Regions from separate parts of the Homo sapiens genome. Here region 1 is linked to region 2. A link is a loop called in an ENCODE intact Hi-C map of the cell type or tissue named here. Cell type or tissue: Calu3. All regions are shown on one strand. Each heading gives the region's core, and the rest is flanking DNA. Links, peaks and the distances in the headings are about the cores only. Region 1 overlaps FBXL13 (F-box and leucine rich repeat protein 13). Region 2 overlaps FBXL13 (F-box and leucine rich repeat protein 13).

Region 1 (16,189 bases), core at 3,773-11,772, 190 kb before region 2:
GAGAGATGTCTAGGGAAAGAAAGAGGAGGTCCTACCTGAGGGTAGTAACGCTCCTAGGCGGTTGGGAGGGCAATTTGGTAGAGACCCCCCACCCGTCTCTTTTTTGGATGGTAATTGAGAAATATTTATTAAGATGTTAAATACATGTACCCTTTAACCAAGCATTTCTACTTCTAGGGATCTACTTTAGAGAAATACTTGCACATGTGTTCAGGAGGATGTACAAGGATATTCATTATAACTTTGTTTCATAGTAAAAATAGTAAATGACCTAGAGTGACTAAGCGAATGAGGCATTATGTAGAATAAAGTATATCTGTACCTACTAAGAAGAAATGTCCTCCAAGACATATTATTATTATCATCATTATTATTGAGACACGGGGTGTTGGTCTGCCACCCAGGCTAGGGTGTAGTGGCTCCATCCTAGCTCACTGCAGCCTCAAACTCCTGGGCTCAATTGATCCTCCCACCTCATCCTCCCAAGTAGCTAGGACTACAGGCATACACCACATGGCTGGCTCCCAACACATATTATTAAGTAAAAAAGAAAAAGTGCAAGTTGCTTAGCAACTGTCCATTCTGCTCTAGCTGTCCATTTGATTTCATATATGTTGTATATGTGTTTATGTACATATATGTGTATATATCTAGCTTTAAGACAATAGTGCATGCATAGAACCTATGCCAAACTGTTAATAACAGATGTCTTGTGGAATGGTTTTGGGGGAAAAGATGGAGAATTCTAACTTTTTACTCTGTCCATAGCTGTATTGTTTTAATTTATTACAGTGAGTTTTGTGTTGTACCTCTATACAATTGTGCTTGAAAATATGTAGGGAGAATGGTACCCATCTTCCCGGTTGTGTGATTTTCTCAAGTAGCAGTCAGTAAATCAGATGTAGGTACAGAGATAACCAAGTTGACTTCGTCTGGGATAGGAATTTGCCAGGCATATATTAATAGAATGGAAAGGCAGTAGGTTAGGGAGCTAAGCTCCTGAGTATCTGAAGTGATGGGCCAAGGACTCTAAGGACTCAGTGGGAAATGAGAAAAGGATATCATACTGATACATGGACAGAAAGTGAAGACTCCTCTAAGAGGTGAGTGAAGAGAAGTAGAGGGAGTAATTAAGTGAGGGAGCTGGAAACACAGGAGGTGGGGGTCAGAAAGTGGAACGTTTATATTTACAATTCAGGGTGCAGCCATTCTGAGTGATGGCTCAGTCTGTGATATGGCGGTGGAGCAGGTGGCAGAAATGGACTTGAGTTGAGAGTCAGGGTACATCAAGGAAGGGATGGCCTCTTCTCATCTAGGCCGCCAGTTACTATAACATCACAAAGCTGCAATGAGGCAGTCCCCAGTTCCCCCTCTGGGTGAAAGCATTCCTTCCTTACCAGCTTACTGCATTGTTCTGCACCCATAGAGGAGGCCCTTATATGCATTCTCCATTGTCTAAGATCATGTTCTCCTGAGGAGTCCTTCACTCACCTCTGCTAGCACACTAGCAGGAAGTGCAAAGGAGCAATCCTCTGGGCCCCACACACCCACCTTAAACTCATTACCCATTTCTTCTAAGAGAATATCAAGATGAATTCCATTCTGCCTCATATCCTGTCTGTACATTTATTTATCTGACTCAATTTCCCAGATGGGTTTTATACTTTTTTTTTTTTTGAGACAGAGTCTAGCTCTGTCGCCCAGTCTAGAGTGCAGTGGTGCCATCTCAGCTCACTGCAACATCCGCCTCCTGGGTTCAAGCGATTCTCCTGCCTCAGCCTCCCAAATAGCTGGGACTACAGGCACCTGCCACCATGCTCAGCTAATTTTTGTATTTTTAGTCGAGACAGGGTTTCACCATGTTGGTCAGGCCGGTCTCGAACTCCTAACCTCAGGTGATCCACCCGCCTCAGCCTCCCAAAGTGCTGAGATTACAGGCATGACCCACCACAGCATGACCCACCATGTCTGGCAGGTTTTATACTTTTCTAAAACCCATCTTCTGCAAGCCTTGGAATACATAAATAACCTTTCATTAAAGTTTTCCCTGTATATTTAACCTCTTCTGAATTTCATCTACCTGTCCTAAATAAAACCTGATTTTCTACCTACAATATCATTTTCCTGCAAATCTCTTGAATAGAGACTGATTTTTTTAAAAATCAGGCCTGGCTTGGTGGTTCATGCCTGTAATCCCAGCACTGTGAGAGCCCAAGGCAGGTGGATTGCTTGCCAGGAGTTCAAGACCAGCCTCGGTAACATAGTGAGACCCTGTGTGTACAAAAATTAAAAAAAAAAAAAAAAAAAAGCTAACTTGTCTTAGTGGCTCACACCTGTAGTCCCTGCTACTCATGAGGCTGAGAGGAGAGGATCACTTGAGCCCAGGAATTTGAGGCTGCAGTGAACTATGATTGCACCACTGAACTCCAGCCTGGGTGATGGAGCAAGACCCTATCTCTAAAAAAATAAAAAATTAAAAAACATTTTAAACAATCCTGCTTGGTCCCCTGGGCTTACTGAATCTGTTGATAGATATTTTTCATCCGTTTTAGAAAATTCTTGGTTCTTTTCAAATAGTACTTCTATTCAGTTCTCTCTTTTCCTTTTGGAACTCCAATCGTACATATGTTAGCTTTTTTTTTCTTTTTCTTTACCTTGTTCTACATGCCTCTTTTGATCTCTTCTGCTTTTTCCCCATTTTCTTCTTTTTGAGCTCAAGTTTGGATCTTTTTCATTGATGGTTTTCAAGTTTACTAATTTTGTTTTATGCTGTGTCCAGTCTACTCTTAAATACATCAAATGAAATCTTAATTTTAGACATGTTTTTCAGTTCTAGAATGACAATTTGATGTTTAAATAAATTCTGATTATTAGAATTATGCATCTTTTCATTCAGTTTGCCTTTTTCTGTTTTCTTTATTTGTTCTCTCCAAATCTGTTAAAATTTGATCCCCAGTGTTGGAGGTGGGGCCCAGTGGGAGGTATTTGAGTCATGTGGGCAGATCCCTCAAGAATGGCTTTGTGCCCTCCCCTGTGATAATTAGTGAGTTCTCCCTCTATTAGTTCACCCAAGAGCTGGTTGTTTAGAAGAGCCTCCCTCTAGCTGTTTCTCTTACTCCTTCTCTTCCCATGTTACATGCTGGCTCCCTTTGCCTTCTGCAGTGAGTAAAAGCTTCCTGAGGCCTTCGCCAGAAGCCGAGCAGATGCTGGCACCATGCTTCTTGTACACCCTGCAGAACCCTGAGCCGCATACAACTCTTTTCTTTATAAATTACCTGGCCTCAGGTATTTCTTTATAGCCGTGCAAAATGGATCAACACACATGTTGATGGTTGTTATTTTAAAATTATTGTTTGTTGCTTATGCCTGTAATTCTAGCACTTTGGGAGGCCGAGGTGGGTGGATCACTTGAGGCCAGGAGTTCGAGACCAGCTGAAACCCTGTCTCTACTAAAAATACAAAAATTTGCCAGGTGTGGTGCACGCCTGTAATTCCAGCTATTTGGGAGGCTGAGGCATGAGAATCGCTTGAACCCAGGAGGCAGAGGTTGCAGTGAGCTGAGATCACACCATTACACTCCAGCCTGGGTGATGGAGTGAGACTGTGTCTCTAAAAAAATAAATAAATAAAATAAATACATAAAATTAAATCATTGTTTGTTAACTTGAATATCCAGATCATTTGTGGGTCTGCTTCTATTGCTTATTTTCTTCTGTTGATAATTCAAGACATTTTCCTGCCTTCATACATACCTAGTAATTTCTTTTTTTTTTTTTTTTTTGAGACAGAGTCTTGCACTGTCGCCCAGGCTGGAGTGCAGTGGCGGGATCTCGGCTCACTGCAAGCTCCGCCTCCTGGCTTCACGCCATTCTCCTGCCTCAGCCTCCCGAGTAGCTGGGACTACAGGCGCCTGCCACCATGCCCGGCTAATTTTTTTGTATTTTTAGTAGAGACGGGGTTTCACCGTGTTAGCCAGGATGGTCTCGATCTCCTGACCTCATGATCCACCTGCCTCGGCCTCCCAAAGTGCTGGGATTACAGGCGTGGGCCACCGCGCCCAGCCCATACCTAGTAATTTCTTATTTTTATTGGACATTGTGTGAGAAAAGAACAATAGAAGTTCCAGATGATATACTCTTTCGCCAGCAAAGGTTCGTCCTTTCCTCTGTATAGGGTACAGAGCTCATGACCTCAGTCCAGGAAGGGACTGATCTGTGTTGAGCTTGGACTGTGGATTTATTTGGGTTCGGTTTACATCTGGTTCATCCCTATTCCTCAGGCATAGCTCTTCTGGGCTTTTGATTGAGAAGCTAGCCAGTCTCTGTCTCCTCAGACTGAAAGATTGTGAGAGATTTGGTTCTGCTCTTCGGAGGTATTTAAGCTTAGCTCTTTAGTTTCCCTTCTAGGCCCTCAACTTTTATATATGTATATATATTCCCCAATTTAAAACTTTTAAAAGTAAACTTTAATATCAAAAATGCAAACTTGGGGAGGGCATAAAAATCACACACAAGGCTGCCACTTCACACTTCGAGGGTTGCACAACGGCCGGGCAAAGGCGCTCCTCACTTTCCAGATGGGGCGGCAACCAGGTAGAGGCGCTCCTCACTTCCCAGAAGGTGCAGCGGCTGGGCAGAGGCGCTCCTCTCTTCCCAGACTGTGGGGCAGCCAGGGAGAGGTGCGCCTTACTTCCCAGACAGTGGGGCGGCAGGGCAGAGGGCCTCCTCACTTCCCAGAGGGGGCGACAGCCAGGCAGAGGTGCTCCTCACTTCCCAGGTGGTGGGGCGGCCGGGCAGAGGTGCTCCTCACTTCCCAGACGGTGGGGCGGCCGGGCAGAGGCGCTCCTCACTTCCCAGATGGTGGGGCGGCTGGGCAGAGGTGCTCCTTACTTCCCAGATGGCGTGGTGGCCGTGGGCCCTCAACTTTAAAATCTGGCAAGTACATTGAAGGTTATGCTGGCTGTATGTTTGAGGCAGGCTTCCTCTTCCTTCCCTGAGATTATGAAAGACTCACTCTGCCTTGTAGGAGTTGATGTTCTAGCTCCTCAGCCTCCTGTGTGAACACTCCCAGAACTCACTGCCTTATGGGAGACAGTGGCCACACTTGGGGCACCTCAAGTTTCTAACCTGTCATGTTACCCCCGTGCCACCACCATAAGCCTATTGGTTTCTCTTCCCATTTGTAGACTTTCTCTGCCTGGGCCCAGCCCTGTCCTCTTTCCTACCCAGAGCTGGCACACGTTCCCAGGGAAAAAAAGCAGCTGTGCATTGTCAGCTCACTTCAGAAAAATTTCCTTCCCCTGGAATTCCATGGCTCGCCAATATCTTTTTTAAATGTGATTTTTGTAATGTGTCTGTTTTTTTCTAGTTGTTGTAGCAGGGTCATTGGACCATGGTGACTTTCCACATCCTACTCAGATATGAAATCCTAGGGAGACTGTCTTGTTTCACTCCTCAGTTTACCTCAGATCTAGAGATAGGTTAGGTGTCTTCCTTGGCTCCCCATTTCCACTTCCAAACTATGTATCTTCCCTCCTTTTTCTAAAGTCTCAGCTTCTTTGTAGTTCATAACATCAGATTTAGCACTCACTGTCTTCATTATGTACCAATCTCTATGTTTTGTTGGTAGCATTAGCATCTGGCTCACCATCTTCCTTTTTCTCTACTCCTGTCATTGTTCTTGTGCCCGCAGTATTCACAGGGATGTTCCGTTCACATCCTTGACCTTTCTTCCAGTTATCTTTGCTTTCACCGTTCCTCAGTCATGTCCTTCTATGGTCATACTCTTAACCATTTTATCCTAAATTGCTGTACCATCTCTGAAATCTCCATTTCTTCATCCACTTATCTCTTAATTTCTTAGCTCACTCACATTGGAGCTTCTACACTAGCACTTCTTCAACTGACTCAAACCACCATTTCATTCAATTATCTTTGCACTGTCAAATATTACTCTTATGTCCTTATTTCTCTCTTTACCCATCTTAGATTCCTTGGTTCATCATTATTGTGGATGTCTATTACCTAAATGTCTTTACAACATTTAGTGATTTAAAATAACAGTATTCATTTTATTATTGCCTCTCACAGTTATGGGAGTTGACAGAATATTATTGCTTGAGATCCCTCATGCACTTACATGTCAGAGTGGCTGAGGTTAAAATCATCTTGAAGGCTTCCTTACCTACATGCCTGGCAGTTGATGCTGGCTGTCGATGAGGACCTCTCCTGAGACTGACAGGTAGAACATCTATGTGTAACATCTCCATGTAGCTTGAGCTTCCTCACAGCGTGGAGGCTGGGTCCCAAAACAGGTGTCCAAGAGACAGAGCCAAGTAAAATCTCCTTTTATAACCTAGCCCCAGAAGTTACTCAACATCACTTTCACTGTATTCTCTTCATTACAAGTGGATTATTAAGACTAATCCATATTCAAGAGGAGAGGAATTAAACCCCACCTCTTTATGTAAGAAATATCATTTGCAGACATGCTTTTAAAATGCCACCACACCATCATTATGATCACTTTCAAATACGATTATCTCCTTTACCTGTTTCTCCCTCTGTCCTATTGATGTGACAAACACCCATCCCTGGTAAAACTCAAATATCCAGCAGTCCGTGCTTACCCCTGAGCAACTGAACATTATTTAAAGGAAGAACACACAATTAAACTGAATTGTGTCACTTTAAATTCAATCCTCAGTTGTCAAATGGGCTCTCAATATCCATAGTCCTACATTTCCTAGTATTTTCAGTTTCTGACAATTCCATTACACCCACAGTGAAAGAGTAGACAAAAAAAAAAAAATTCTTGGGAGGCCGAGGCGGGCAGATCACCTGAGGTTTGGAGTTCAAGACCAGCCTGACCAACATGGAGAAAGATCACTAAAAATACAAAATTAGCTGGGCGTGGTGGCGCATGCCTTTAATCCCAGCTACTCGAGTGGCTGAGGCAGGGGAGTCTCTTGAACCCAGGAGGCGAAGGTTGCGGTGAGCTGCGATCACGCCATTGCACTCCAGCCTGGGCAATGAGAGCGAAACTCCATCTCAAAAAAAAAAAAAAAAATCCTCACAAAATTCTTCCACTGAATATTAAAAAATCAATTGCATTTCAATTCACTAGAACCAAAGTTTTAAACAGTAGCTTTTAAAAATTACATTCATAGGCTGGGCGCAGTGGCTCACGCCTGTAATCCCAGCGCTTTGGGAGGCTGAGGCGGGTGGATCATGAGGTCAGGAGCTTGACACCATCCTGGCTAACAAGGTAAAACCTCGTCTCTACTAAAAATACAAAAAAAATTAGCTGGGCGTGATGGCGGGCGCCTGTAGTCCCAGCTGCTCAGGAGGCTGAGGCAGGAGAATGGTGTGAACCCGGGAGGCAGAGCTTGCAGTGAGCCGAGATCGCACCGCTACATTCCAGCCTGGGCAACAGAGTAAGACTCTGTCTCAAAAAAAAAAAAAGAAATTACATTCATAATAGCCACAAAAAATATAAGGTTTCTTAGGACAAGATGTGAAAGACCTGTTTGGAGGAATTTGTAAAATTTTATTGAAAGATGTTTAAGGTGACCTAAAGAAATGAAGTACTCTGCTGTGTTTATGAATGGGAAAATAACAACATGTAATGTCTTCCCAGAAAATGTATAAATTCAATGCAATTTTAGTTAAAGTCTAAAATTTTTTTCCCCATAAAACTAGACAGCTGATTATAATACTGCAGAAATATTGAGGAGGAGAAAAGTAGCCCTTGACACCTAGAAGCTGGACTGGTGTCATGATCTAGACCTTGGCATTGCTTTGGGCTAGCATGTTGTTAAGCCTTGTCAGTGCTGGAGGGACCCTGGAGGGAGAGGGACTTCAGTTCCTGGTTCCTGTGTGCTTCCTCACTTCTTGTTCACATGACACAGCTTCCAGGAGCATGTGTGTGGTGCACCCAGTGGTGCCCACTCTTCAGCAAGTTTTGCTCACCAGCCTCAGCCCATTGGCACCCCAGCAGGGGGCGTCTGCTCACTAGTGTGAGCTGGTGGGGTCCTGTTCACCAAGCCTTGGACCATCATGGCTGAGAACTATCTCTGTCTCAGGGCAACCTAATGGACTTCCCCACTATACCTCAGCCACACTCCACATTCTCTGAATCTCAGCCTTGGGGAGGTGGCTGCCCTCCTTCCAAGGTTATTTCATCTTTGGGTACTCTGTCTGAGCCACAGGGTGTCCTTTAGTGTTCTCTTTTGCTCTTAGTAGTTACTCTCTTTTTACTAGTTAGTAATTCTTTGAATTGCATTCTTTATTAGAATCTCTTTATGAGATAGAATAAATTGTTCTTTATTCAAAACACGGGTGTGATTTCTGTCTCTTGACTGGACTCTGAGTGATACAGGAGGATTAACTGGAGAGGGACATGAGAACTTTCCGGAGAGTTGGAAAGAAACCACACCCGGGGTGTGGGTATTTTCATTATCAAAATTATACTAATAAGATTTATGCATTTGAAATAATATAAATTTTACCTTAAATTATAATTGAGAATAGGTAGAAATGGGTAGATATATAGATGATACAAAAATCACAGAATAATTATTGTTGAAACTGGGTGATAGGTACATAAGTGTTCCCTATACTACTGTTTCTAAATGTTTGAAATTTAAAAATCTAAAATGAAAGATAGTTATGGCTAGGCTTTTTTTTTCAGAATGTATGTTGCTAGGGATGGATGGAATGACAGATTTGATTTGGCTGTGTAGTCATTTTCTGTTTGTTTGGTGTGTCAATTATCTATTGCCATGTGACATGCAACCAGTTAAAGCACTTGGTGGCTTACAACAACAGGAATCACTTAGTTTGCTTAAAAATTTGAAATTTTGGCAAGGTTTTGCAGGGGGTGGAAGATCCACTTTTAAGATGATATCTTCTTTTGCATGCCTAGCAAGTTGGTGCTGGCTGTTGGCTGGGAGTTCAGCCAGGTCTGTGAACCAGTAGGCTTGGTTCCTCTTCATCTGGACCTGCCCATGGGCTGCTTAGACTTCCTCACAGTATGGTAGCTGATTTCTAAGACCAAACCTCCCCAGAGAGAACCAGGTAGAAGTTATACCATTATTTATGATCTAGATTTGGAAGTCAACATTATTTTCACTTAGATTCAAGGGGAGGGAACATGGAACCCATTTCATGATGGGAGGTATAACAAAGGCACATTGCAAAAAGAACATGGAGGATGGGAGATACTGTTATGGCCATTGTGGAAAATATAATCTGCCATACTTGGCTTGTTCATATAAGGGGAGTCAGATCAAGTTGGATCTCAAAGCAGTCTCTAAAAAGATATAGATCACAACAGCATCACTCAGTAAGTGGATCTCAATTACTGTAATTACCCCCTTTTCTTCTTCCTTTCCCATGTTCTCCAGGAGCAGATGTCTACTGGGCATTTACAAGTTGCCTACGTAGCATCTACTTCCCTCTTCCTAATATTTCCTACATTCTTATTCTATACGCTGTCTCTTCCCTCACCTAGCCCATTTGCTTCAAGAAAACTGTCTATCCCCATCTCTGGGGTTGGACCCCAACTGGCTTGCAACAACCGGTGCATTCAGTTTCCCTGGCCATAATGTTTGTAACGACAGGGAGGCAGAAGGTATAGGGTCATGGGGGAGGGCAATATGTAATCCAAGCTGATTTAGATCAGGATGCTGGTTGGATATACCCTCTCTGGATGTTGATGGGGAAGCACTTAGTCCTGGGAACATTGGCAATTACCTGTGTGGCCACAAGGAGAGAGAATTTTAGCATGAAGTGGATTCCACAAAAGGCCAGTTGGGGAAATGGAAAGAAACCAGGCCCTAGTGACATCAGTAAGCCACTGGGTTAAACCCACACTGAAGCTTCATCTACCTTTGAATTTCTTGTAGGAGCTAATAGAGTACGTATTAAGTTGAGTTTGTTACTTGAAACCTAAAGCATCTGAAGCAAGATGAGGGGATTATTTCTTATTTGTAAGACCTTCCTAGGCCCCACATGATGGCTCATGACTGTAATTCCAGCACTTTGGCAGTGTGAGGCAGGAGGATTCCTTGAGGCCAGGAGTTTGAAACTAGCCTGGGCAACATAGTGAGAGACTGTCTCTACAGAAAAAAAAAAAAAAAAAAAAAGCCTAAGTTTGATTCTAGGCTTCACCAATTGTTAACTGGGTGACTGAGAAAATTTCCAAATCTCTCTGCTTCAGTTTTCTTTATAGTAAGATTCCAGATGGATGTGATAGAGGGCTTTATTTTCTAGAGTGGGAGGAAGAGCCATTGTGAAAGAGAAAAGTAGAAAAAGAAAATAGCAAACTGTGTCCTCAGGCAGATCAGTTTAAGTAAAGAATACAGTAATCCCTCAGTATCCATGGGGGATTGGTTCCAAGACCTTCCTTGGAGACTGATGTTGGCTGATAAAAAGTGGCATAGCATTTGTATATAACCTATACACATCCTCTTCTATACTTTAAATCATCTTTAGATTACTTATATCTAATACAATGTAAATGCTATGTAAGTAGATGGTATACTGTTTCATTTAGGGAATAATGACAAGAGGAAACATTCTGTATGTGTTTAGTGCAGATAAAACTTTTTTTCAAATATTTTTGATCTGTGGTTGATTGAATCTATGGATGCAGGACCCATGGATATAGAAGGCCAACCTGCATAGGAAAGGTGAAGATCTGAAAGTGGACTCCGTTATACTATTCTTGCCCATGTAATCCTTCAAAAGTCTTTGTGGGCTCTTGGAGATTCACATGTCCAACTTAAAGACTACTGGATTCTATGTTCAATTCAAGTTAAACAAGTAACTTAATTTTTTGAACAGATGAGGCTCTTGACACCAGCCAGTCTTTTCTCCTGGGGAACAGCAAGAGTGGTCAGCTGAGGGGGATACACTAGGACATTCTATCAGCAAATATTTGCTGGGTCTCTACCACGTGCTAGTTGAAAACACCTCAATGGCTTCAACCACTTGGAGCTGTAACTCTGAGGCTGTCCCTAGCCTGAGCTTGTCTCCTGAGCTCTCTGAGCATTTATCCATTTGGGATGAGATTATACATTGATAATACCTTTTGGGAAAACAGTTTTGAGATATGTATGAAGATCTGTAATATATACCTTTTGATTCTATATTTTCATAGAAATCTATCTTGGAGAAATAGAGATGAAGATATTTACATTTCATCATTAAGATTCAGGAAAAATATATTTTAGAAATTCAGAGGTTTTTTTTTTTTTAAGTCACCTGAAGATAGGTAGAAATTGTAGGAAAACTAAGTATTGCCTTGCGATCCCTCACTCTCCTTGTATTCTTCATTTCTGTCTCTCAGAACTCTGAGATACTCTTTCCACCACTGTGGGAATTAGCTTAATGTGCCCTCTATTTTTGGATATACTCCTTCCCAAAGGCATTTGTGTTTTGAAAGAGATTATTAAGATAGGAACTCATATAATAAAGCCTTATTGGTAGACCTTCAGACAGTGGGTCATCCAGAAATAACATAGAAACCCTAGTTTCTCCCTCAATTTTCTACTAGGTAGAAGTCAGTACATTGTTTACAGACAAACAAGGACTGCCCCACAGGGACCAAAGATGAGCTAGATATTATGGTCTACAAAAACATTAAGCAGATACACCTAGTGATTGTATCTGAGAGGAAGAAAGTACTCTTCAAATGGTGAGCTCCAATTTCAGTTTAGCATTTAGGGAAGATGAAAAGAGTTTGCAAAACCAGATCTGCTCAGCAGAGGGAGTACTTAATCTACAAATTATGGTTTTAAAGCAAAGGTTTGTTTTTTTTTTTTTTTTTTTGGTAATTATGATTTTTCTGAGAAGTTTTTATGTTTTATGTTTCTTTCAAGATTAAGTTGCCAATCAGGTTTTTTTTTTTTTTTTTTTTGAGACGCAGTCTTGCTCTGTTGCCCAGGCTGGAGTGCAGTGGCGCGATCTCAGCTCACTGCAAGCTCCGCCTCCTGAATTCCTGCCATTCTCCTGCCTCAGCCTCCTGAGTAGCTGGGACTACCGGCGCCTGCCACCATGCTTGGCTAATTTTTTGTATTTTTAGTAGAGACGGGGTTTCACCGTGTTAGCCAGGACAGTCTCAATCTCCTGACTTCGTGATCTGCCTGTCTTGGCCTCCCAGGTGTTGGGATTACAGGCGTGAGCCACCGTGCTGGGCCAGGTATTTTTTTTTAAGAGACTAATTGCTGCACGTATTTGTCAGAGATGCAAGAATCAGAAATTGCTGATTCTTGAGCAAGGGACTGCCCTGCCCATTTAGGAGAGGAGGAGCTGGATACACTAACTCATTTTGCTGGACCTTGGGCAGGAAGGCTGTGGCTTCTCCAGAGGACAGTTACCTTTGCTGAATTCCCTCAGCCCAGCCAGGCAGTTTACACGTGTAGTTCCTGAGGTAAATCCACAGGACACTAAACAAAGAAAAGCACATGATTTATTAATTTTCCAATAACAATTTTCTTAGAGGGGATGAGACGGCTGGGACTGCTTCCCCTCTGGGACAGGCCCAGTCCGGCAGGTATCAGAGTCCTTTGTCTCACTCTTACCTCATAGAGCCTGCTGCTCCTCACCTGTCCTGTCCAGTCTGCTTTAAAAACCTTCAAGTCTAACAAAAAACAAAAAAGAAAAAAACAAAAAAAAAAAACCCTTCAAGTCTGGTCCTGAGGGGCATCTTCCTCTTCCTGGGGTCTCATCTGAATGTTGAAGCTAGTTGGCCTCTTTCAGTAATCTTCCGGAATATTCATTTATAGAGTTTCTAAAATAAAATTTTGACACCATCTATTTCAATGTTAAAAAGACATAAAAGCCCCTTTATTTTCAAAATTGTGACTTACTAACTTCCATAAATACAAATTAAGATATCTCCCAAAACAACAGCGTGCTACCTCCATCTCCGTCCCACAGGGGGATGGCAATCATTTGTGAGATACTGCTTTAGATATGTTTCAGAGGTTGGGGTAGGGGATAGGGAAATGGAAGGGACTTTGAACAATGTTTTTCTGTTTCTTCACCTGCTGAGGGTTCCCCAAGTATTTGATAATCACTTTTATCTCTGCACTTTTGGAGTAATTATTTTTTATATTATAATATTACTATTTCAGCCCTCAGCGTATTTCACTATGTTTATCTGAGTATCTAAAAAGCTAAGCAAGACTTGTTCTCTTAAGTGTCTTACATTTGTTTTTGTGTGTCCACCAAGGGTTATAATAGTTACTATCTTGCTATTTATATTTGAACTATTGGTCTATTCAGTTCTCTCCTAGCCATTTTCCCCTAAATGCTTTTGTCCTAACATCTTCTATTAGGTGTGGTTTAAGTCAGAGTCAGTCTCTGTCTTTCTCTCTCAGTCATCACACTGGACTTTGAGTGGTACAAGGGAATATTTTCAATTTATTTTCTCTATGTCCAAGTGTTTTCCTCTAATTAAGGTGATAATTAACAGTGGAATGGTTAAAAATAGTGATGGACCAGGCACAGTGGCTCATGCCTGTAATCCCAGCACTTTGGGAGGCTGAGAGGAAGGACGATCACTTAAGGCCAGGAGTTCAGGACTAGCCTGGGCAACAGAGTGAGACTCCATTTCAACAACAAAATTAAGTGAGTTTGGGGGCTCATGCCTGTAGTCCTAGCTCCTTGGGAGGCTGAGGTGGGAGGATTGCCTGAGCTCAAGAGCTTGAGGTTACACTGGGTTGATTGTGCTACTGCACTCCAGCCTGGGTTACAGAGCAAGACCTTGTCTCAAAAAAAAAAAAAAGTATATATATATATATATATATATATATATATATATATATATATAAAATATCTTGCTATCATTATCTGTTGAATGCCTATTTTGTGCTAGACACTATTCAAAGCAGTTTTTAATTTTCATGATAGCCCTATAGCGTATGAACCTTTATTATCCCCCTTTTTTAAGGAAACGGAAACAGACGTAATTTGTCAATGGTTGCATGGTAGAAGATTGCAGATCCCAGATTTAAACCAAGTGGACTCCACCCTTTGCATTATCTTGCTCTTTGAAAGATAGGTAGCAGGAGAAAGGAGTGGAAGCAACAGTCCTGGTTAAACCCATGTTTGTCCTCAGGACCCAGAACATCCTTCAGAATAGATGAGAAATATTGGGAACTGAGTGTAGGGAAGTAGAGCCAAAAGAAACTGAGGATTACGTAATTGCTTTGTGAATTTACAAGCTTGAGAGAGCTAATCCAATAATTAACTCATGGACTTTTTTGTCCTTGATTGTGTAAGTTTTTACTGAGAATATTATTAATAATAAGGCCCTGATTAATGTTTTTGAGAGTCAAACGTTAATCTTATGGGAATGTTTATTTTGCTTCTGCTTACAATAAAGACTAAGTTAATGGTTTTGTGATTTTTATTTTCATTGGGCAGGGAAAAAGCTATTGATTCATTAACTGCTGTCTTATTGGCATGTAGCTATGCGCTGTTCACTCATTAATACAAAAAATATCATGCTGTGCTATTTTGTCCAAGGGAAAAAGACAAACAGTGAGATTTCTTTCTTTATTATTATTTTTTGAGACAAGGTCTTTCTCTGCCACCCAGGCTGCAGTAGAGTGTTGTGATAATAACTCACTGCAGCCTTGAACTCCTGGGCTTAAGCAATCCTCCCACCTCCCACCTCCCACCTAGCAAGTAGCTAGGGCTACAGGCACACGCCACCATGCTCAGCTAATTTTTAAAACAATTTTTGTATTTTTTAGAGATGGGGTCTCACTGTATTGCCCCGGGTAGTCCTGAACTCCTGTCTTCAAGCAAACCTCCCACCTTGGTCTCATAAAGTGGTGGGATTATAGGCATGAACCACCACACCTGGCCAACAGTGAGATTTCCTATGTGAAAAGTGTGCATTTCAACTCTGCTAGTTCCATATGCCTTTATTAGCATTTCAGAGACTTATCCTCTCAACCTGACTTCTGCAGGATAGCTTTTCAGGAAAAGTAGTTTATTATAAGTGGAGCTTGGAAATATATATATAATCAATTTCTCACATACATTAACCAGATCTCAACTTTCTTAAAAATGTACCATAAAGCTGAACTTCATTTAGGCACTCATTCTCAGACATCAGTATGCATAGGAATCACCTGGGGAGCTTAGTAAAATGCAGGTTTCTAGGCCCTATTCTCAGAGACAAATTCATTCTCCAGGTGATTCTGATATAGATGTCCTCAGGGTGCCAGAATAAGATGGAGAAAAGGATGTAGAGTGAGGAATACAAAAACTCAGTACTCTGGAGACCCAGGCACAGAAGTGCTAGAGAGCAGATGGGCTTTTCACCAAGGATATTGAGGGAGCTGTGGGAAGTCTGATTGGCCTCCAGATAATAGATGGCTTCAGCCCTTTTTGTTAGGTCCCTGTAGGACCCACTCTTGCTGGCTCTTTAGGTAATAGATGACTGTCCAAATTCAGGTTGCAACTGTGGTGAGACCACTAATCTCCTGTGCAACTATAGTCTCTTGGTTTGGGGGAAAAGGAAGTCAGTCTGCAGGTGGCTGAGCACTTGTAAGCAGTTACTATGGGCTTGGTCTGAAGGCAGAGCTGGAGAGGGAGAGGGATCTAAATCTTACCTTTCTGCCATTCTCTAAAGGACTGAGCTTCCTGCTTGAAGGCTGTACACTAAGAAGAGGAGCATGGAGCCATTGCAAAGGGGGAGATTGTTATTATGCAGGGTCCAATTAGGAGAAATTACCCTTTTTAGTTTTGGAGGAACAGTATGAGAATTGCTGAGAGTCTAAGAAAAGACCCCAGGCCTAGATCTGCTGACACTTGGCCTATGGAGGTAGGGAGAACTGCTCTGTGTAACTCAAGTGATGGAATTATTTTATTCTGGAAATAGAGGATCAAGAGAAGAAGCCAGCAGGAGTGGGTCTGAAGCATCCCGACCACCCCCAACATGCACACTAGACCCCACCAGAAAACAGTGAACCACAAAGGGAAAGAGAAATGCCGATGGAGAATTCCAGGTGGTTTCTGTGGGAAGTGTGCTGCAGACCTTTTCATCTGTCTCAAATGGAGAAAACATCAGTAATTCTGTATATCTTGCAGACACTTTTAACAAGAAGTTTCTTCTTTTGGGGGGACCTCATAAGGAAAATGAGACAGCAGCAACTTTACGAGTTCCA
Region 2 (15,028 bases), core at 2,457-10,456:
TATCAACTAATTCTATCTGTATGAATATGTGAAATAAAACTGAATTTCATTCTTGCATTTCGTGCAGGCTTCTGCGGGTTAATTATTCTTTTTTTTTTTTTTTTTTTTTGAGATGGAGTCTCACTCTGTCACCCAGGCTGGAGTGCAGTGGTGCAATCTTGGCTCACTGCAACCTCTGCCTGTTGGGTTCAAATGATTCTCCTGCCCCAGCCTCCCAAGTAGACAGGCACCCACCATCATCCCTGGCTAATTTTTGTATTTTTGTAGAGATAGGGTCTCACCATGTTGGCCAGGCTGGTCTTGAACTCCTGACCTCAGGTGACCCACCTGCCTCGGCCTCCCAAAGTGCTGGGATTACAGGCGTGAGCCACTGCGCCTTGCCTAATTAATCTTAAATGGAAGTTTTCTGCCTCCAGAAGTAGAGGTGACAAGACACTTCAAAGGGCTCTGCCAAAAATATTCAGATCCGTGATTAAATATATTTTCAATATACTGCTGAGCTCACAAAGAGTAAGAGAAATATCCAGTAGCCTTGAATCCCCTCATTCTTTTCTACTCTCTCAATGAACAAATTCCTTGAGATGAATAGTGAATAGCCAGCAAACACAAAAGGTTGAGCAGCTCTGAGCACAAATTTTATGACAACAATTGCCTTTGAGAGAATCAGCTCTGAGCAAGACTCAAAGTAGGGAGGCAGAACCTGAGACTTCTGTAGGGTTTGTACCTCTTTAAGGGGGCAGAGTGGTCTCAGGTAGGTAGTTCCTGAGCTCCTGGAAGAAGTTAGCACAAAGCTTCTCAGGCTAGAGATTAAGATCAAATAAATAGGTGCTCAAAGTCAAAGATTGTCAAAATGCACAAAGATATAAGTCACCATGAGAAAGAGTCACAGAAACAGCAAGATACATTTGACCTTCAGGTAATTCAGATACAGGAATTGTCAGACATGGATTGTTAAGTAAACATGTATGAAATGTTTGAAGAAATAAAAAATGGGATCAGAAATATGAGCAGACAACCAAACATAATAAAACAATTAGATTTATCTGGGAAAAAAACCTAACTTTTAGAAACAAATGATGTAATATAGTTATTGAAATAAACAATGGAATGCTGATCAGCAGATTAGAACTCACAGAGGAGAGAAGTATAGAGCTGGGAGATCATTCTGAAGAAATGACAACAGAGGGAGGATGAAAAAGTATAACATATAGGGTAAAAAGATTAAGCTTAATTTCAGAGTTTTAAGATTTTAATATGTACATATAAGAGTTAAACCTAAAATAGTAAGTTGGGTAGTTAAAGAATTTTTGTTTTTCTCAAACACACATCAATCCTTTAAAAAATCATGCATGGACAAAATTTAAAAGCAAGTTCCAGCAACTTTCAAACTATTTTTATCAACAAATGGTATTCTCTCTCTACAAAGCAATGGGAATCAGCAACAAAAAGATAAATTAAAAATACATATTTAAAAGAATTTAAAAGTAAAAATCCTAAGGTGTCAGAATCACCTGAGGAGCTGAATAAAACTATAGATGCCCGTCGGGCGTGGTGGCTCACGCCTGTAATCCCAGCACTTTGGGAGGCCCAGGTGGGCGGATCACGAGGTCAGGAGATCGAGACCATCCTGGCTAACATGGTGAAACCCCGTCTCTACTAAAAATACACAGAATTAGCCAGGCATGGTGGCAGTCGCCTGTAGTCCTAGCTACTCGGGAGGCTGAGGCAGGAGAATGGTGTGAACCCAGGAGGCAGAGCTTGTAGTGAGCTGAGATCGTGCCACTGCACTCCAGCCTGGGCGACAGAGAGAGACTTGGTCTCAAAAACAAACAAACAAACATACAAAAAAAACTATAGATGCCCAAGCCCCACTTCAGAGCTATTGAGTCTGAATCTTTAGGGATGAAACCCCAGCTTGTGTATTAAAAAACAAACAAACAAACAAAAAAACAGCATGGATACTTTTGATATCCAGGTTTGGCCCTAAATGTATTAACCAATTAATTTGGATCATTACCTCAATAATCTTTTCCATTCACTTTTAATCCTTTCTTGACTATAATATGAATTTCTACACACACACACACACACACACACACACACACATCCTTAACTGCTTTCCTAGGTGCTGGCACACTCCCCCTCTTATAGGTGGAAGGTTGATGGGCACACAGGCATCGCATCCACCTACTATGGCTCATTCAGCTGAAACAGGATATCTTTTGCCTTAACTGCTCAGTTCTTTGCAAATCTGAACAAACGGAGGGTGTAAACGGATGTCAGCAATCAGTATGTTTTGCTCCCAGTGTTCTTCCCATCTGTACGCCCACCTGTAGAGCTGTTGTGAAACTGCCTCTTAGGATTGCAATGGTGGAAACTCCTGTCCTGCTTTATTTGCTGAAATGCTTCTTAGAAGGATCTGGTGGTTCTCAATTGGAATTAGAAATGAAGATCCCAATGGAAGACAGGGAACTGATGGGCCAAACAGACATCCAGCCATTTATAAAGCAAGATCAACATGGTAGGGTTATGGCACTGACACACAGAAGAAGTTTCTGATTAGGATAGTTTGGGAAGGCTGAGGTCAAGGTCTTCTTCCAGCATCAGGTTTTCTCTGATTCAGAAGGAAAGAAGCCAAAGGGCTCATATTGGGTTTCCTATCCAGCAAATTGACCTTGTATTTAGTGAAAATTCCTCCAAAATCATGGCAGTAGTTTGACTCTTAGTCTTGGTTCTCACTCTCCTAAGTTTTGATCTTTTTCTTTTGCAGGAAATGGTATCAGGGACTACTTAACTTGATCACTTTTTAACCCAAGAGAAAAAGACCTTGAGGGCCATCTGTCTTATTAAAAATTATGAACAAAGGAACAGAAATAACATTTTAATTAATACTTCTCCCATTCCTCTCATTTATACATTTTATTACATTAAAATCTATATAATCAAATTTGGTTTTAAAATATTGACAAAATACCAGTATATAGATATTACCTTGCTATTTTAGAAATATATTGGGTATGGTAGCTATTACTTTAATACTATTCTATATGTTTATATATAGAATCACATGTAAAATTTTTCTCTCTTTCCTACAGAATTGGTGATATGGGACTAAAGCAATTTCTTGATGGTCCTGCAAGCATGAGGATAAGAGAGCTAAATTTAAGCAACTGTGTGCGGCTAAGTGATGCCTCTGTTATGAAACTATCTGAGCGGTATGATAAAACAGTCTTTTACATCATATCATTAGTATTGTATATTTGATAATAGGAGACATGAGACACCTAAAAGCAAAGATTTCATGACATTTGGGGGAACATCAGAGATGCCCAGAAGCTGGTTAAATGTTCAGTGAAACCATGTGAAAGACATTGAAGTCATAGATTGGACCAATTTTTAAATTATATTATTATATTTAAATTACATCTGAGGGAGTCGTTCCTGAAATGATGAATATCTAGATATGGGTGGCTTCCCTGTACTTTTTCAAGGAGATTTTCTCTAATCTCCCTTTTCCAGGAGATTATCTTTACTCCAGCATTTCCCAAGGGGTGTTCTGGCTGGTTTATTCTTGACTCCCCTCTTGTCAGAGGTCTTGTACAATTCCTGTAGCAAACTTGTAAGGGATAAGTAGGGTTCTTAACTTGCACTTTTAGTGGTCATTCACTATGGTACTTACATGATAGTTTTTGATATGTGACATATTTTTTCCTTATTAGAAATTGTAATACGAAACTAAATTACAGAAAGAAAGTCATATAATAATCTACTGCCCTTTCATGCAACTTTGTAATGTCAAATTACTTTCTACTTTTAGTCTTACTTTTATGTTGAGTAAAGGAAAATCTTTGCTTCAATACCATTTGTTTTCCCAAGATAGTTTTTATATGAAGAAATTGCTTACTGACAATATGATTGACAGCTAAAATTAATCCATGCTACTTTCTTTTAGCTGCCCTAATTTAAACTACTTGAGTTTACGAAATTGTGAACATTTGACTGCCCAAGGAATTGGATATATTGTAAACATCTTTTCCTTGGTATCAATAGATCTCTCTGGAACAGACATCTCTAATGAGGTAAAAAAATTCAAAACAGTACAATGACTTTTATTGTTTTCTATAATACAATTATTTGCTATTTTGTAAATAATGGAGAGAACAATAATATGTTTTATTTGTTATTCTATTATAAAAGTTAAGTTTAGGGATATTGTTTCTAGAAGGGTGATAGAAAAGTTTCTTTGAATCAACAGTCATGTTTCTCTGTTTAAAAAATAGCAAAATACAGTATTTTGGGGAAAGTCATGACAGATAAGAGTATGTCATGATAATTTGAGATTTGTTTCATTACAGAAGTTTGGTCAGTATGGAGATAATATATGTTAGATGGCTTAACTATATTTTTCTTACGGATTGCACATTTTATGAGACTACCCGAATGCCTTGAGATCTAAGTCTTTAGTTCAAGACTAAACTCTAGAAATGGCCTCAACAAATCTACAAAAGGATATGGAATTCATTTCCTGCAAGCTGCTGATTGTATTCATCAGGGTTGAGACTCAGGCCACATCCATCTTATCCCTCTGGGACTGCCCCATTTACTAATCAAAAGGAGGATAACCCTGAGAGATTTGCCATGTTTCTGAAAGAACTATGGGCTATAGTTATACAAGGAATATATGGACTTCTCTTGAAAATCATGCATTTGGAGGGATATAGGAAGACAATATCTTATATCCTATATCCTTCCTATATAGGAGGGATATAGGAAGATATAGGGAGGTAAGGATCCCTCCTCCATCTGCTTGCTAAATCCCTATTCATCCCTGAAATATCAACTGTCTATGAGGGCCTTCTCTGAGAAGCCCTACCTTGCAGGCAAGCACTGGAATTTCTCTGCTTGCATCTCCAGCCCCAGTGTATCCTTTAACATGAACCGTTTCTATTTCTCACTGCATTGCAGACATCTGTTATGTGTTTATCCTTCGTCAACATTCGGTGGGGTCTTTTAAATGAAGGACTAGATCTGTTCATTGGTCTAGGTTCTTTCCTTTCTTTATCTATGAATGAACTTGGATTCAGCCTCCTTTCTGCTAGATGACCTCCTCTTCCCTTCCATATCGTCCATGAGTGATGTGAGATTGTGGGTAGGAAGCAGTACCATGGAGTCAACTCATTATGGCAGGGTCAGTGTCTGGTCTTCTCAATGTTGTCTTCTGTCCAAGCTGGAATTCACTGAGATGTACGAGGGCCCATTTGGTGTTTAGTTTCCCGTCCAGGTGGATCCCTGATGTCTCTTCCTTGTTCCAACTCCAAGGCCCCTTCAAGTCTTCAGGTTTCCCTGTCGTGTCTGCCTTGCTCTGGGCTCCTCTGGGTCTTCCTGGGTCATGGAGATCCTGTGAGGCTGTCTTAGGTCCACAGTCCTAGACACCTGCTGGAGACATTTTCTTGCTCCCACATCATGAATGTGTTTGCCCTCAAACTCATGACTCACCCTCCCCTTGCTCTGCTACAGGGTGACTCACACAAGTCAACTAGATTCCATGTTAGGGTTGGTGCTTGTGAGACATTTCTGAGTGATTACAGGGCCAGTAGAAGGGACATTCCAGGGTTTTCCTCTACCTTTCTTTGCATCATCATCATCAGCTGCATTTCCTTAGTGTTCTACTCCCCTCTGAACCACAGGCCTGCTGTGGTTCCAGCTTCCCTGAATGAAGTCGGCCTCTGGGCTTCAATAACATCATATCTTCCCATTGTCCTTCCAGCATAGGGACAGTAGTGGCTTCCTACTGCTGCTAAGCTCTAGATTTTGTCACTGTCCCATTTGGCTTCTCAGTTTCTCTACCACCTATGTAGCCATTCCCCCATTAAAATTAAATCTCCTCAGTTTTGCATGCTCAGGGTTGTTTCTGCTTTTCCCGTTGACTCTTAACTGATACAATGACGAGCACAGGAACACTCTGTCTTATTGCTTTTATGAACCCTACTGGGAAAGGTGGAATGGGTTCCCATCTACTTAGGCCCCCAAGCCTACCCGGGGGTTCCAACTTTCTCTCTAGCTGGATAGAAAGTGAGAAGGTCTAGAACAGACCCCCCATATGATGAATTTCTCAGCATTTGCTTCCCTCTGGCTCTCCCCTCCCCTCCTCTTTTCCCCTGTCCTCTCCTTTCCTCCTCTCCCTTCTCATCTTCTTCCCCTCCACCTCTTCTCTCCCCTTTTCTCATATTTGCTCCTTTCCTTTTGACATAGATTCTTTTCCTAATCTGGGGGTGGAAAAAATGTTCCAACTGATTACATGGTTTTGAAAAATGTTATGCCCCAAGTCTTTCAGGGCTTGGGCTTTTGAAGCTTAAAGGCCCAGGATTTTTATCCTGTGTTCTTTTGTAAGAACCTTTTCCTGACACATAGGAGCAGAATCGCCAGCTGTTGTCTGAAGGGTCACAGAGTGACAAGAAGTAGAGAATCAAAGCACATTATAAAACACATCAAAATATAATTCCCCCACAGCACTTACCACAAGGCTGAAGTGCCTGGGGGAATATTTGTTGACTGAATGGAGTAAAGGTTAAAATGCTTTATTTAGTTTTTAGCATTTGAGGAAAGCTCAGGTTTTATTTTTAAAGACTGTATATTAAAATTTTATCTACAGAGGACAAGTTAAAAACTTAGGAATATAGGCCAGGCACGATGGCTCATGCCTGTAATCCCAGCACTTTGGGAGACTGAGGCAGGCGGGTCACTTGAGCCCAAGAATTTGAGACCAGCCTGGGTAACATGATGAAACCCCATCTCTACAAAACATACAAAAATTAGCCGGGTGTGGTGATGTGCACCTATAGACCCAGCTACTCAGGAGGCTGACAGGTGGGAGTATGGCTTGAGCCCAGAAGGTTGAGGCTGCAGTGAGCTGTGATTGTACCACTGTACTCCAGCCTGGGAAACCTGGGCAACAGAGTAAGATCCTGTCTCAAGAAAACAAAAAACAAAAAACTTAGGAGTATGGCCTCGAGTTCTAGTCTCTGTTTTTATTTTCTTCTGAAGCATATATGTAATTTAAGAGAATTGTAAATGGATATCTATGGGGAAGTATACTAATTGTTTTCTGCTAAAAGATTGAAAAAAATAAGTCTTCTGTTGTTTTCTTCCTCCAAGTCAGTTAAACTCTGAACTAAAAGGCAAATGATTGACAATTACAGTGCTACAACAGCTGAGGAAGCTAACCTCAAACAGTGAAGTTAAAATGAGTCAGCCCGGATGTCAACTTGGGCAGCTAAACACCAGCCTGATTGATTATAGGTCTGAGTAAGTGCAAATTTGACTACAGACGTAACATTCAGGATTTAAACTCTGGAATGTTACAGATACCCACCAAAGATCAAATGTGACCAGTTGTGCCATTTGGGAGAAAATTTCCCATGTTTTCTAATAATTATGTTCATTCTCAATTCTTAATGGTGAATTTTCAGTTAGAATCACACTACACATTTAGTTAACAAGTATTTACTCTGACTACATTGTGCTCAGTGCTGAGAATACTGGAATGAACAAAACAGACATGATTCCTCTTCCTAGTACTTACATTCTAGTGGGAAGACAGGAGTAGGGCAAGTGGTTACAAAGTATGATGAGTGTGAAAAACAGAGAGGGGAAAGCTAACCTAGCTCAGAGATTCTTTTCCCAGAGAAGAAAGGTGTTCTGTGAGCCAAAGAAGCAGCCTGCACAAAGGCATGGAGGTTTAAAAGTGTGAGATATCAAGAAACCTACACATTTGGGTATGGCTTATTGGCGAGAAGTATGGTGAGAGATGATGTTTGAGAGGTAGACAGGGGTCAGGTCACTGAGGGCCCAGAGGCCACATTAAGGAATTTGAACTCTGCTCTTTGGACCGTGGAAGGACATTCAGTATTGTCAGTTAGAACAGTAACATGGTCAGATTTATATTCCGAAAAGCTCACTTCTATCTGCTAGACAGATATGGGAATCACAGATGCATAGTGACCAATTATCAAGTAGTCATCCAGGTGAAAAGTTATGAACGCCTGTGTTAGGGAGAGGGCAGTAAGCATGTAGCAAAGTCAGCACAGTTGGGAGACACTGAGGAAGAAGAAACAATGAGATAGAGCTCAACTGAATGTGAGGATAAGGAAGAGAGGGAGTGAATCAAGGATGGCACCAGATTTTTGGCTTGAGCATCTGCATAAAGGATGGTGTGCCTTCCTGAGCTGTGTCCCTTACACAGTCAGGGAGCAGGTTTGCTGCAGGTTGGGAAAACGAACATGTTTAGTTTGATTCACTTGCAAGACAGCTTTATAGAGATGTTGCTCAGGAAACTAATTGAAATTCACACCTCAAAAGTAGAAGAGCTCTTTGGGGTTGGAGAGGCTAAAGGGACACTGTGTTCTGAAAAATCATGAAAACTCATGAAGAAGTTGATCAGCAAAGGCAAAAATCCAGACATTTAGAAATCCAGAAAGATGTTTATTGGAGAGAGCTAACTTAAATGGGGGAAGCAAAGAGGAGAACACAGTTATTTCAAGATTTGTGTTTCTTATAATAATCTTACTCTCCTCAGTTATTCCTTTTGTGGAAAATAGTGAATCATTTATTGTATCATCCATGAATAAAAGTTGTTTAGGAAGTTACCTACCAAGTACATATTAGGGAAAGAGGAAATATGTCAATTTGCCTCTTCTAATATAAACAGGATAGGGTTTCTAAGTGGGAGAAATAGCTTACTAATGTGATAATATCTTAAGGTATCTTTAGAAATCTTTAATCTTCTACAGCTTTTCAAAATGTTCACTTAAATGGGCTATTATTCATTCCCTTCCTGCTCCAGAGGATTATTTGAATGTGAGGTTATATCTCCATGTATGTGGGAAAATATTTCCTGCTAGTTAATTGGATTATCATTTGCTAAAGACCACAGGATCCATGGTGAGGGCAGTTCAGTCTGTTACTTAAGTTGCCTTAGTCACCGCCATATTTGTTGTTTAAAGGAAAAGTGAGTCACGGCAGTGTCCCAGACAGTGTGCTTAGACAGTGGTTTAAAAAGACTCTTTCATTTGCTTGATTTTCAGAATTTTTTATTATGAGTACAAGATCTTGAGCGCCTGTTATGTAGGTCCTGGAGTCCCCTCACTAGAATATCAGATCCATGAAGACTGAAACGTTGTTTTCCCAGAACCCTGGGAAGTAGTAGGCACTAGATTAATTGCTCATTGAATGAAGGAAAAAAATGCTAGGCTCTAGGATTAACAAATGTGAGTAAGACCTATTTTCTGCAGCCCAATTTGGAAGGGTGGGTGTGGGGAATTTAGATGTGATGGGGCAGGCATAGTGATAGAGGTGAGGAGAGGAAAGGATCTCTTAATTCAGCCTGCCCAACACAGAAGCATGTGAATGTATCCTTGTTCAAGGAACTTGATGTAGCTTAGTCCTGCTAGAATACACTATATAAAAAAGATATCATGGAGGGAATGTCATACTGTGTCAAGGAGATTGGACTTGAACCAATGGGTGATGTGTAGGGGAGTCATAGTCATAGTCAGCCTTCCATTTTAGGTAGATTATTTGAGTTGTTCTCTGGGGGACAGACTGAAAAGGAGAAGGACTGGGGGCAGGGAGGGAAATAGGAGGTATTTTAGTAGTTAAAGGAAGAGATGAGGAGTTCTTGAACTAGGTCAGAGGCTAGAACAAGCATGGAAAGGACATATTAAAGAATGTTTAGTAGCTAAAACCGAAAGAACTTGGTGATTGATTATTGTGGAAAATGGGGACCTCGGTGGAGGGATGGGAGGATAAGAATTGACTTAAAAGTTCTGGCTTTGGAATAAAAAAATTAAAAATTGGCCAGGTGTGGTGGCTTACGCCTGTAATCCTAGCATTTTGGGAGGCTGAGGTGGGCAGATCACTTGAGCTCAGGAGTTCAAGAGCAGCTTGGCCAACGTGACACAACCCCATCTCTACAAAAATACAGAAAAAAAAAATTTAGCCAGGCATGGTGGCATGCGCATGTAGTCCCAGCTACCTGGGGGGCTGAGGTGGGAGGATCACTTGAGCCCGGGAGGTCAAGCCTGCAGTGAGCCGAGATTGTACCACTGCACTCCAGCCTGGGTGACAAAGTGAGACCCTGTCTTAAAAAAAAAAAATTAAAATTTTTTTTTTAAAATCTGGCTTTGGGAGGATGGAGGTCCCACCTCTAAAAAGATAGGTAATATAGGAGAAATAACAGGTTTTGAGAGAAAGATGGTTTTCGTTTTATCAGATTGAGTTAGAATCTGTGGGATATTCAGGCCAAAGGATTGGGAGAGAAATGATTACCGGACCTGCAGATGGGGGAGTCATTCTCATGGAGGTGTGAATGTGGCCAAGATCCTCAAGGAGGGCATAGGGGCATGAGGAGAAATGTACTCCCAGGAAGAACATAGCAGAACATCAGTGTTTAAGGAGTGGAAAGAAGAAGATGAATCCATGAAGGAGACTAAAGAAAGAAGGTCAAAAAGATTGTAAGAGAACCAGGTGATGTAGTCAAGTGTGGAGTGTAATGGGAATAACAACAGTGTCTAATAAAACTGAGAAATTAAATCACAGAAAGATGAGAATTAAAGAAAGAAAAATTTTTTTAGAGAAAGGGTCTCACTCTGTCCCCCAAGCTAGAATGCAGTGGCACCATCAAAACTTACTGCAGCCTCGACCTCCTGGGCTGAAGCAATACTCCTGCTTCAGCCTCCTGAGTAGCTGGGACTATAGGCAAGTGCCACTACACCCAGCTATGACCAAAATTTGAAAGAACATTTACTGTTAATTAAAGAAACCCCTGTCTACCACTCCAGGACCACCTCATGCCCCTGCTCTGCTCATTTCCTTTCCCTCAGCCACACTGCTTTCACTTAGCTCTGCAAACAAGCCAAATCCCTTCCTACCTCAGGACCTTTCTGTATGTTACACCTCCTGCCTGGGTCTGCGACTCCTTCCGTTCTTCATGTGCCTGGGTAGGGGCAGATGCTGAGCAAGTAATCACTGATGATAATGACAAAAAAGCATCTTGACATAAGTTAATAGTGCCAATTTTTATATTTATGACATTATTTTTTCTATTATAAATATTGATCATGTTGTCCATAATTATCAGAAAATCACACTTCTCAATCTAGATCATTTCAAGGCAATATCAATGGGTTTGTATTATGGATTCATTCTTTCTTTAAGAAAACATAAATCATATGGTGATGGTTAATGTCTCTAGATTTTTAAAAAATAAGTGTTGTTGAGTTCCTAATGTGCTGTATATTATCTCTGCCACATTACAGCATAGTTCCCTAGAGCAGTGTTACCTATTACTATTATCACAGTAATAATGGGTCTTAAATTACTGATAGCATACAGATTATTTTCAAATTGAATTGCAAAAAGAAGAACTCTAATTGAATATTGGCATGCCGTTTCCATGTTAGTTTTAATTGTATGTGTTATAAGGCTATCTAGTTTCAGGTATTTCTAGCCAAAAAATCTACTACTAAATACTATACTAGAATAGAAAGAAGCCAATGTGAGAACTTTAATAGTCATTGATAGAGTCTAATCATCTCTTATAACTGCCCATCTGCCTCCTCTCCATCCCCACTGCCCCTGGCTTAGTTCAAGCACTGTTTCTCGTACTCACCTTTGCTGCAGTGTTCTGAGTCTGTCTATAAAAAACAGACACACAGACCAGTGGAACAGAATAGAGAAACCAGAAATAAGCCCACACATTTATAGCGAGCTGATTTTTGAAAAAGGCACCAAGAACACACATTGGGGAAAGAACATTCTCTTCAATAAATGGTGCTGGGAAACCTGGATAGCTACATGCAGAAGAATGGAACTAGATTCCTATCTCTCACCATATACAAAAATCAACTCAAAATGGATTAAGGACTTAAATGTAAGAGCCAGAAATATGAAACTATTTGAATAAAGAATAGACGAAACACTTTAGGACATTGGTTTGGGCAAAGATTTTTTTGGATGGTACCTCGAAAACACAGGCAACAAAAGAAAAAAAATGCACGAATGGTATTACATCAACCTAAAAAGCTTCTGTACAGCAAAGGAAACAGCAGAGTGAAGAGACCACCTATGGAATGGGAGAAAATATTTACAAACTATGCTTACGTGACAAGGGTTCAATATCCAGAGTATACAAGGAACTCAAACAACTCAATAGCAGAAAAACAAATAATCAGATGGGCAAAAGACCTGAATAGATATTTCTCAAAAGAAGACATACATGTATACGGCCAACAAGTACATGAAGAAATACTCAACATCATTAACACCAGGGAACTGCAAATCAAAACTGCAATGAGCTATTGCCTCACGCCAGTTAGAATGGCTATTATCAAAAAGCAAAAAGTAACAAATGCAGGCGAGGATGTGCAGAAAGGGGAACTCTTATAGACTGTTGATGGAAATTACAATTAGTACAGCCATTATGGAAAACATTAGCGAGGTTCCTCAAAAAATTAATAATAGAACTATCATATGTTCTGGCAATCCCACTACTTGGTATATATCCAAAGGAAATGAAATCAAGCCAGGCACAGAGGTTCATGCCTGCAATCCCAGCACTTTGGGAGGCCAAGGCAGGCGGATCACTTGAGGCCAGGAGTTCAAGGCCAGCCTGGCCAACATGGCGAAACCTCGTCTCTACTAAAAATACAAAAATTAGCTGGACATGGTGGTGCACACCTGTGATCCCAGCTACTTGGGAGGCTGAAGCATGAGAACTGCCTGAACCCAGGAGGCAGAGGTTGCAGTGAGCCCAGATAGTGCCACTGCACTCCAACCTGAGTGACAGAGTGAGACTATCTCAAAAACAAAACAAAACAAAACAAAACAAAAAAACCACAAAGGAAATGAAATCAGTATGTCAAAGAGATATCTGTACTCCCGTGTGCACTGCAGCCAATATATACAATCAACCTAAGTGTCCATCAATGGATGAATGGATTTAAAAATGTGATATATATATATGCACAATAGAATACTATTCAGCCCAAAAAAGAGTGAAATCTTTTCATTTGTGACAACATGGATGAACCTAAAGGACATTGTGTTAAGTCAAATAATCCAAGCACAGAAAGACAAATATCTCATGATCTCACTCATATGCGGAATCTGAAAAAAGGGGATCTCATAGAAGTAGAGAGGAGAATAATGGCTACCAGAGGCTGGGGAGGGAGTGGTGAGGGGAGATGAGGAGAGGTTGGTCAATAGGTACAAAGTTACAGTGAGATAGGAGGAATAAGTTCTAGTGTTCTATTGCACAGCAGGGTGACTATAGTTAACAATAATGTATTATTGTATATTTCAAAGTAGCTAGAAGAAAGGATTCTAAATGTGCTCACCACAAAGAAATGATCAATGAGGTGATAGATATGCTAATTACTCTGATTTGATCATTACACAATGTCTACATGTGTTGAAACATCACACTGTATCCCATAAATAAGCACAATTACTTTGTGTCAGTAAAAAACAAAACTTAAAAAATATCTGGCCGGGCACGGTGGCTCACGCCTGTAATCCCAGCACTTTGGGAGGCCGAGGTGGGCAGATCATGAGATCAGGAGATCGAGACCATCCTGGCTAACACGGTGAAACCCCGTCTCTACCAAAAATACAAAAAAAATTAGCCAGGCATGGTGGCAGGCACCTGTAGTCCCAGCTACAGGAGGCTGAGGCAGGAGAATGGCATGAACCCGGGAGGCGGAGCTTGCAGTGAGCCAAGATTGCGCCACTGCACTCCAGCCTGGGCGACACAGCAAGACTCTGTCTCAAAAAAAAAAAAAAAAAAAAAAAAATATATATATATATATATATATATATATGTCTAAGTCTATCACTCCCTGGCTCAGAGTTCCTTGGGGACTCCACACTGCTTACAGTATCAATGGGCTGGTGGACCAAGCTCTTCCTGAGGCGGCCCTTGGCCACCCCTGCAGCCCTGCTTCCAGCTGACTCCCGCCTCTCATCCTCAGCTCCAGACACACAGAACTGACTCTCCTACAGCTCCTCAAACATGCTGTGTTCTTGTTTCCCCATCTCTACAAGTTATTCCCTCTGTCTGAAACACCTTCTCCACTACTTGTCCACCTAGTAAATTCTTCTTTTTTTTTGTTTGTTTGTTTGGGTTTTTTTGGATACAGAGTCTTTCTGTGTCACTTAGTCCAGAGTGCAGTGGCATCATCATAGCTCACTGCAGCCTCAACTTTCTGGGCTCAAGTGATCCTCCTGCCTCAGCCTCCCAAGTAGCTGGGACTACAGGCACATACCATCATGACTGGCTGATTTTTCAAATTTTCTTTTGTAGAGATGGGGTCTTGCTATGTTCCCTGGGCTGGGCTGAAACTCCTGGGCTCAAGTGATCCTCTTGCCTTGGCCTTCCAAAGTGTTGAGATGTTAGGCGTCAGCTGTCATGCCTGGCCTTGCTTATCTCTTAAGTTTCAGCTGTGGGGAAGCTTTCCTAGAATTTCTGGGCAGGCTTAGGATCTCCTTCTTTGTATTTCCACTGCACTTTGTATATGTCTCTACTGAAGCAATCAGCTTGTTATATTCTAGTGTCTGTTCCATGCCTGTCTCCCTATAGCACTGTAAGCTTCCCAAGAGCAGAGACAGGACCATCCCATCTTTGGGATGCCTAGCAAGATGTTCATAGGAGGCACATAAAATGTTTGATCAGTGAGTGAATGAATGAATCTGGCACCATTTCCTTCCTCTTAACCAAACACTTAAGTCTTCTTTAAATTCCACATTGTCTCAGCTATGCTCTGGGCTGGAGTGGAAGCACTTACAGCTGCGTGTCTTAATCTGATGATACAATTGCAAGAGACCACCCATCTGCATGGAACACACACAAAAATAAAGCCTGAGTCCAGTGAAGCAAAACCTCTAAAGCAGGAAACACATGAAATCACTTGGGATTCAAGAAATAGGAAGAATGAGAGTTGAAAGGAAGCACGGTAGTTCAGAGACAAATGGA

Evidence for each region. Peaks named below come from ENCODE experiments on the same cell type or tissue, not always from the same donor. Only the 100,000 strongest peaks of a DNase experiment are listed, where the experiment ranks them.
Region 1: a loop joins it to region 2, with 6 times the contacts of the local background. A loop is called at or near these places in 5 of 110 quality-filtered maps.

The regions. Positions count from the first base shown.
Region 1 is chr7:103,057,671-103,073,859 of GRCh38, reverse strand. All of the region lies in intron 1 of FBXL13 (F-box and leucine rich repeat protein 13), which reads left to right. Among named protein-coding and RNA genes, the nearest start is that of FBXL13, 9.0 kb to the left of the region's middle. RefSeq lists a silencer at 7,864-8,158. In Calu3, for the core only: a CTCF peak has its summit at 7,985 (motif pointing right); DNase peaks (open chromatin) are centred at 7,999 and 11,769.
Region 2 is chr7:102,866,518-102,881,545 of GRCh38, reverse strand. FBXL13 (F-box and leucine rich repeat protein 13) reads left to right here. Exons shown (of 21, transcript NM_001394494.2): 16 at 3,096-3,215; 17 at 3,953-4,079. Among named protein-coding and RNA genes, the nearest start is that of LRRC17, 39 kb to the left of the region's middle. RefSeq lists an enhancer at 4,791-5,990. In Calu3, for the core only: no CTCF peak of the experiment used is centred there; DNase peaks (open chromatin) are centred at 5,515, 7,255 and 9,005.